Regions from separate parts of the Homo sapiens genome. Here region 1 is linked to region 2. The links are chromatin contacts, found by Hi-C or POLR2A ChIA-PET in ENCODE. All regions are on one chromosome and are shown on one strand. The core of a region is the stretch at or near the end of the contact, and the rest is flanking DNA. Distances in the headings are between cores, read along the strand shown. Region 1 overlaps DHX35 (DEAH-box helicase 35). Region 2 overlaps PPP1R16B (protein phosphatase 1 regulatory subunit 16B).

Region 1 (4,325 bases), core at 1,444-3,943, 96 kb after region 2:
GAGGCTGAGCCAGAAGGATCTCTTGAGCCCAGGAGTTAAGGTTGCGGTGAGTTATGATCGTGTCATTGTACTCCAACCTTTACCCTATCTCCAAAAAAAAAAAAAAAAAAAAAGGCTTAAAGAAAAGGAAGTAGGGCCTTTAGTTTGTGGCCTTTACCTGGACAAACAATTAATTCTATTTCCCCAAGTTATTTTTGTTCTGTACTGAGTTTTAATTATTGTGTCGTTGTTTTGCCCAAAGTTCATTTTCTAATGGTGTTCAATTAAGAAGTTATACAGTTTTAGAAGTTATGTGTGTGTGTGTGTTGTGTTTTTGTATGAAAATGGGGCTAACAGTTTGGAAACCAAGTTGCAAATGCTGCTGGAGTTAATCTTTTTTGTCACTAAAAGATGACTCAGTTACCTAAAATTAGAACAATTTTTCCTGTTTGTGGTTTGGAATCCCAGCTCTTAATCAGTTTGCATCTTAGTTCCAAATTTGTAGCCATGGATAACTTCCATGAAACCACAGCTTTCTCTTGAAAGAGCAAAGAGCATGTAATATATTAATAGAGCTGTCAAGTTTGAAATGCTACATCTCAGAAAGTACTTTATGTGCAGACTAAAATCTGCAAACAATCTCAGAGCCTAAAAACAGATTGCATAAGCTGTTGCTTGATCTCTGTGAGAGGCAATTAGTAGTGAGTATGCTTGTTGAACTCATGTGGTCTGGGTTTGACTTCAAGACCAGGTAGGTCCTCCCTGACCTGTGATTCAGAATAAGCTCTAACACCTGTCTTATTTCAGTTTCCTCATTTGTAAATACAACAGTGTCTCGTCTACCTCATGGGCTGTGTGTCTATTTAATGAGATACAAATTTGTGAAAGCTTAGAGCACAGCACTTGCCAGTAGTAGGTGCTCAGTGATTTTTTTTTTTTTTTTGGTCTTTTACCTCCCTTTCCTTTTGGTCTGTCAAAAAGATAGTATTTGTCCAGTCTAGTTGATGAGGTTATTGGGAGCAGAACTAAAGTGATAGAGATAAAAATCTATTAAAAAGCCAAGAGAATATAACCTTGTGTGATTATAAATAATAAAAATTTAAAAATAGAGTTTGAAAATAAAAATACATACTTTTTATAGCAAATGTATTCAAATAGTGAAGGAGTAAGAATAAACAGGTTTGGCTTTTACCTTATAGACCCATAAAATGATTATATTTTTACAGAGATTTGTTAATTTATGCTCATTTTTTTAAATTTAAAATTTTTGTGGGTACATCGTAGGTGTATATATATTTATGTATGCTCATTCTTATAAGCCTATTTTCTCCATAAGTTCCTAGTATCTCTATGCACACATTCTCTACCTGTACCATATTCTGAGATTTATAATATAACGACATGTAGGGTTGAAATTGGAACAGTAACAATAACAAATCTGTCCTGGTGAAATGCTGGTCATTGGGAAATACAACCACCAGAGGCAGAGCAATGTAGGATAACTTTCTGGTTTCATAAGACGTTTTGAAAGCCTACATGATATAGACCAGCTGCCAGATGATTGATTTGGTTTTGGCCTCCCCATTCTATAATTTCAAGTCACCAGGCAGAGCTGCTTCTGATCCTCATCTGCTCTTCAGTGTCTTAAACACTGATGGGCAGGAAACGCCTGGGTGTGCCTAGCTCAGAAGCTGAGGGCAGGGAGCCTCTGCCCTCCTGAGCCTGGGGCTGCTGGGGTGGAAAGGCTGGAGCAGTAAGCTCTGTCTCAGGACACCACATGTGCCAGCCATGTTCTAAAGTCAGGACTTGGGAACTGCGTGGGTGCTGGGGAGGTTGTCTCACCTGTGAAAGAGGGAGACTGAACTCCTTCCTTCTGTGGGGATTGGTGTGCTGGGCCCTGGGAAATCTCTATTAATATTGCTTCCCTTTGGTTCTTTTCATTTAGGTAGTTTATGTGGTGGTGAATACTAAACTTTCTTTTCTTTCTTTTTTTGTTTTTTGACACAGTCTCTTTGTCACCGAGGCTGGAGTGTAGTGGTGTGACCTCGGCTCATTGCAACCTCCACCTCCCCGGGTTCAAGTGATTCTCCTGCCTCAGCCTCCTGCGAGTAGCTGGGATTACAGGCGCATGCCACCATGCCCAACTAACTTTTTGTATTTTTAGTAGAGATGGGGTTTCACCATGTCGGCCAGGCTGGTCTTGAACTCCTGACCTCAGGTGATTTGCCTCCCAAAGTGCTGGGATTGTAGGTGTGAACCACCGCGTCCGGTCCTATTTTCTTTTAAATTAAACTAAATGATATTCATTATTGCTCTTCCACTTTTATGCTTGTTCATTCTTTTAAATATTTTCTATTAATAAGTTAACTTTTGAATAGCCTTCTTGGGGGAATGCAGAGATCTTGCTGTTGGATTCATTTTTCTCTTTCCTGCATTCATTTTTTATTTGTTATGTTTTGATGGATGAAATTTTGTCTATAGTTTATGGTCTTCATAATGTATTACATATTTTGTCTTTCACTTTATTATGCTACCTTGGATTTTTTATTGATCTTCTCATCCACTCATCTGCCCCCTTTGTTTTAAACCTGAGTTTGTCTGTATTTCCCCTCTCAGTGGCTTTGGCAGCTGGGACACAGTTGTGAACTGTTTCAGGTATCTCATTCTTGAAACTTAGCTTTTTGCCTTCGATGAGAAAATGAAACTGGCCCAGCTTTGAATATGGTAATTCCTGTTCTGCCTTCATGGTCCCGGGGGATGGGTTTTCTTTTCGAGCGTGGAGATGAAAAGTTGTCCCTGGTTAGTGTGCCCTTTGTTTAGGAACAGGGTGAATCTTGTCATTTCTTTTACTTTCCTTTTTGCTTTGGCCACCAAATTTAGAGCTGAATTTGTGGCTCAACTTGAATAATTTTGGCATATCTATGTTTAACATTTTCTCATTGGCTTTGATCTTTTGAAATTTTTTCTGTAATTTTTTGGATCTTGATCCGTAACATTTTTATGTGATTTTGTTTTTCATTGTGTATGTTCTTATAAGTTGCCCCAAGACCATTATAGAATGAAGTGAGATACATAAGTTAATAATTGGCTGGGTGTGGTGGCTCACGCCTGTAATCCCTGTACTTTGAGAGGCTGAGGCGGGCAAATTGCTTGAGGTCAGGAGTTTAAGACCAGCCTGGCCAACATGGCGAAACCCCATCTCCACTAAAAATACAAAAATTAGCTGGGCCTGGTGGCGCTTGCCTGTAATCCCAGCTACTTAGGAGGTTGAGGCAGGAGGATTGCTTGAACTTGGGAGGTGGAGGTTGCAGTGAGCCGAGATTGTGCCACTGCCCTCCAGCCTGGGTGACAGAGTGAGACTCTGTCTCAATAATAATAATAATAAAAATTGCAAAAGTTATTATGCTTGTTCTCTAATAACTTGTCTCTTTTCATTTTTCATTGTGTTCACATACTATTTAAAATATAAATGACCTTTAGATTTTCCATAGTATGTGCGCTGTGCAGTAATTTCTATGTCTCTATTTTCAGCATGATCTTTCTTCCCAAAGGTTGCAGGGAGAGTAGCTGAAGAAAGGGGTGCAGTGCTGGGCCACGAGGTGGGCTACTGCATCCGCTTTGATGACTGCACCGACCAGCTGGCCACGAGAATTAAGGTAAAGTGCTCAAGCTGCTTTTCCTAGTGGAAATAAGGAAGAAGGTTATTTTGGGAGAATTAAAAACATGTAGTCCTTGCTGCTGTACAGGACATTGATACCATGGCAGAAAGTGAAGAAAAGTATCCTGACATTCAGAGACTTTAGTCAGCTAGGAGACAGAGAGCTCTTCCTTTTTTCTTTTTTTTTTTTTTTTTTGAGACAGAGTCTCTCTCTGTCACCCAGGCTGGAGTGCGGTGGCACGATCTCTGCTTGCTGCAAGCTCCGCCTCCTGGGTTCACGCCATTCTCCTTCCTCAGCCTCCCGAGTAGCTGGGACTACAGGCGACCGTCACCACACCCGGCTAAGTTTTTTTTTTTTTTTTTTTTTTGTATTTTTAGTAGAGACGGGGTTTCACTGTGTTAGCCAGGATGGTCTCAATCTCCTGACTCGTGATCCACCTGCCTCAGCCTCCCAAAGTGCTGGGATTACAGGCGTGAGCCACTGTGCCCGGCCGACACAGGGCTCTTTCAAAGAGTCCTGCAATCTTATCCCAGAAAGGAGCTTGGAAGTCAGGTTTAGTCCTTGATTCCAAAGATGAAGAGGTTAAGGGCTTGGAAGGTTGAATGACTTGCCTGATATTATATGCCAATCAGTGATAGGACCAAGACTCAAAGCTGTCTTTTCTTATGTGTATTTTATTGTATTTTC
Region 2 (4,113 bases), core at 1,245-3,744:
GACGGACTCACAGCCCTACACCAGGTAAGGCCGGGCTCGTTGGGGCTCCAGGGCTCCCTGCCCCTCACCTGGACAGGTACCCTGTTTCTCGGCACTTTCCTGCTCAGAACCCTCAGGGAGGAGGGAATGAGGGAGGGAGGAGGAGCTGCAGCTGGCCCATCTGAAAGGCTCTTGTCTACTTTGGAGATACGCGTGTCTGTTACTGCCATCCCACAGAGCCCTGTGTGCGCCCGCAGACGCGACTGCACATGCAGGCTCTAAGGACAGGGAGCCTTTGTTCACTGCATCCCTCCTGCCCATGAAAGCAAGTGTGTTTGGAGCTTGACAGTGTACGAAGCACATTCACACTTATCAGGACATCCCATCCACCCTGGCGACAGAGGCAGTTGGCGGGACTTATGTGACCTGCCTGAGGTCACATGGTCTTGATTTATGGTCTTGAGCCATGTGCTATCATGACATGTCCTTTCCAAGGCAGAGTGATGGGTCCAGCCCTCCCTGCTGGGGATGGCTTCTCTGGCTGTCACCTTTCACGTGGATGCTGCTACAGCCTCGTAACTGGTCCCCAGCATTCAGTCTGGCTCTGCCATAATTCTCTGTCCACGCAGCAGCCATGGGGATGCTTAAGCCAAAAATCTCTTCCTGTTACTCAAAGTTCTCTGGTGTCTTCCCATAATCTGGGGATAAAGAACAAACTCTGCCACAGTGCACAAGGCTGCACGAGGCTGGGCTCATGACCAATCTTCTAAGCCTCCTGGCTCTCTGGGCTCCAGCCACCCAACTTCTCAGGTCCTTGTACCCAGTGGGCTCCTCCCCACCACACTTCCCACAGCACTTGGTGCTTTCACCCATTAGCTGCTGTCCACAGCAAGAGCCTGGGAGCTGTGCTGTGATAGACATACCCTTTGTCTTCTGAAGGCCCTCTTCCTTCGTAATTAGTCATTTTAGCCATTGATGTCATCACTTGATGTTGACTTCTCCCCTACTCAGACGCTGAGCTGCCTGAGGGCACAGCACATACCTCTTGCTTATGAGTGTGTCCTAGCATCTTTCCCCATGCTGGCATACAGTAGGTGCTCAATATGTGCATGTTGAATTAATGCATGAACACACCAAAGCCTCCCTGTGCCCGAGTTTCTAAGCAGATGGACTTGAGTGAGAGGCCAGGCAACCAGAACCCTGGGCTGGTGAGGGCCTCTCCACCTCGGTACAAGGGCAGGGGTGGGATGCACAGAGAATGGCCACGCCCTGCCCGTAAGCCCCAGGGGCAGGTCCCTGTGTGTCCTCTTGGCTTCTCTCTCACAGGGCCTCAGGCATCTCTCAGGCAGCTGCCTCAGTACCCCCACTCCATCTGCCATTGGAAACTCCCAGACTCCCAGCTCCATGAACCCTAGAGGGCCTGGGACTCCACTAGGGAGCAGAGAGCGGGTGGCTGCTATAGCTTGCCCTGAAATGGAGACCCAAATGCCAATTCCCAAGGCTGGGCTGCACCCACCAGCCATGGGCATGAGGATCAAATGTGTGGGCTACCTCCTACTGCGTGCCAGAAAGGTGAGGATGTCAGGACTGACAGTCAGGCTTGTGGCCCGGAGCTGTCACCCACTAGCTATGTGACTGTGGGGAAGTTACTTAAGCTCTCTGTGCCTCAGTTTCCTCATCTCTAAAAGAGGAATAACAAGTACCCATCTCATTGGGTGGTTGTGAGGATTAAATGAACACATGTAAAACTTTAAGCAGCACTCGATACTGGATAAATATTATTATTATTTATTAAAAGTTATTAAAATGTATCATGTGACCACTTCCCTGCAAATTACTTCAGTTATATATTTCATTTTTATCCTTACAACAAACTTCAGAAATATTATCATCCCCAGGCCAGGCGTGGTGGCTCACGCCTGTAATCCCGGCTCTTTGGGAGGCCAAGGCAGGTGGATCACCTGAAGTCAGGAGTTCAAGACCAGCCTGGCCAACATGGCAAAACCCTGTCTTTACTAAAAATACAAAAATTAGCTGGAATTTGGTGGTGAGTGTCTCTAATCCCAGCTACTAGGGAGGCTGAGGTAGGGAGATTTGCTTGAACCCGGGAGACAGAGGTTGTAGTGAGCTGAGATCATGCCACTACCCTCCAGCCTGGGTGACAGAGTGAGACTCTGTCTCAAAAAAAAAAAAAAGAAATATTATCATCCCTGTTTTATGGCTCAGGAAACTGAGGCAGCCTATTCAATAGAACTTTCTACAATGATGGAAATGTTCTGTGTTTCTGCAGTGCACAGTACAATAGCCACCAGCCACACGCGGATCCACAGCACTCGAAATGTGGCTGATGTGACTGAGGAAATGGATTTTGAAGTTTATTTAATTTTACTGGATTTAAAGAAACAGTGGCTGTCTTATTATACCGTGCAACTTGGGGAGGTGAAATCTCTTTGTCCAAGGTCAAGCAGTGATTGAGTGTTTAAGTCAGGATTTGAAACAAGGCAGTCTTAACTGCTCTGTGGGCACCACAGCTGCAATTCTCTGAGCCCCAGGTCCCCTGTTGAGTTGCCATCCCTGCTTGCAATGAACTCTCAAGTGGCACCCTTTTTTTAGCTTGGGGTTCCCGCCACCTCACATAGTGCCTCAACTTCTTCCTTGTTGGTCACATTGCTTTCTCAGGACCAGTTTCTCCTGTGGGTTCCTGGGCCCCTGGGGATGCGTGGTCAGGGAGGCGGGAACTCGCCAGGCTCCGAGTTTAGCTGCATGAAGCTCCTGGCTGACCAGCTGAAACCCGCACCTCACCCCAACCACCACACGTGCCTTGGGCCCCATGTTGGGGCCTTTCAGGGAGACATCCACCCTCATTAGCCTGTGAGCTTCCATTTATTTTTTCAACAAATACCTATTGTGTACCCACTCCATGCCAGCTGTCTTCTGGGAACAGGGCCCCAGAAGTAAGTTAGGCAGAGTCCCTGCTCTCAGAGTTCAGAGTGTGCTGTGGCCACAGGCACATAAATAATAATAGAGGTAATGCAGTGTGGTCAGCCCTTGCACGGAGATAGGCAGGGGCTCAGTGGCAGCTTAAAACTGGGAACCGATGACTCGACTCAAAGGGGAACTGAGAAAGACTTCTAAGAGGAAGGGATATCTGAGCTGGGTCTTGAAGGATGAGTAGGAGCTTGCTAGCTAGAAAAGAATAAGGCAGAACATTCAAAGCCGAGGGAATAGCATGTGCAAAGCCTTGAGAAAGGGGCTCAGCATTTCAAGTTTGGAGTCTGGAGGGTTCCATGTGGCACAGTTAGAGAGCAGGGAGCCTCAGGGAGAGGTGCAGGTGGTGAGACTGAGAGGGTTGAGAACAGGGCCTTTGGAGTCAGACTGCTTGGATTTCAATTCATCTTACTCCATGTGACCTTGTACCACCAGGCTTCCTTGAGCCAGTTTCCCCATCTATAAAAGGGGCCATTTCCCCGTCTGTAAAAAGAGCAATCCTCATAGGCTTGTTTTGAAGATTAAATGAGGCAATGCATGGCCAAAGCTTAGCAAGCTGCTTGACTCTTGTAAGTCCTCAGAAAGCATTAGACATTGTTATTGACAATGTGATGTGACATGCTATTACTGTTGCTGCCGGGGCTGTTGCTATTGTTATCACTGCTATTGTCACTGTAGCTCCAGTGCAACAAAGGAGATGGGGGCACATTAAGAAGAGCTTCCCATGCCTGGCAAAGGAGTGTGGATTTTCTTCTCTTGGCAACAGGGAGCCCTCAGAGGTTTGTAAACGGAGAGCAACATGATTAGATTAATGAAGAAGCTCTCTCTGGTCGAGGGTGTTAGGAAGGGGAATGACGGGGAGGTAGGGAAAGATGATGAAACTTCATCCAGGGCAGAGGGTGGGGACAGCGATTTAGGAGATGTGCAATTCATACCTGGTGATAGATTGAAGCTGGGAAGGGAGGAAGTGGGAGGAGGCGGGAGGAGGCGGGAGGAGGCGGCTGACTGCCAGGTGCCATTTCCCACCTCGGCCGCAGCAGAGGAGGAGGCCCGCCCACTCCACCAGCTACCACCCACTCCATGTGCGCCCCTGCACCCAGCCCCCAACGCAGCCCTTATTCAGGCCGGGTCTCCCAGGTGTAGACT

Evidence for each region. A loop is a pair of places that touch in the nucleus more often than their neighbours do. ChIA-PET counts read pairs that join two places held with the same protein, here RNA polymerase II (POLR2A). Pooled maps may share reads with other maps.
Region 1: a pooled map shows a loop between it and region 2 (5-fold over the local background). The contact joins two enhancer-like sites. A Hi-C loop is called at or near these places in 3 of 50 pooled maps. POLR2A ChIA-PET finds 5 or more read pairs at or near these places in 4 of 52 experiments (CD4-positive, alpha-beta T cell, GM12878, HEK293 and 1 more).

Annotation. Positions count from the first base shown.
Region 1 is chr20:38,985,283-38,989,607 of GRCh38, forward strand. It overlaps DHX35 (DEAH-box helicase 35), which reads left to right. Exons shown (of 22, transcript NM_021931.4): 5 at 3,531-3,635. Among named protein-coding and RNA genes, the nearest start is that of DHX35, 25 kb to the left of the region's middle. RefSeq lists an enhancer at 2,730-2,849. Within about 2 kb of position 2,694, at least 4 of the 41 ENCODE cell types and tissues checked have a DNase peak (open chromatin) inside an H3K27ac peak, as active enhancers do; they include GM12878, where a contact is called at or near this core.
Region 2 is chr20:38,889,642-38,893,754 of GRCh38, forward strand. PPP1R16B (protein phosphatase 1 regulatory subunit 16B) reads left to right here. Exons shown (of 11, transcript NM_015568.4): 3 at 1-24. Among named protein-coding and RNA genes, the nearest start is that of FAM83D, 35 kb to the right of the region's middle. RefSeq lists a silencer at 2,961-3,161 and an enhancer at 3,525-4,113. Within about 2 kb of position 2,495, at least 3 of the 41 ENCODE cell types and tissues checked have a DNase peak (open chromatin) inside an H3K27ac peak, as active enhancers do; they include GM12878, where a contact is called at or near this core.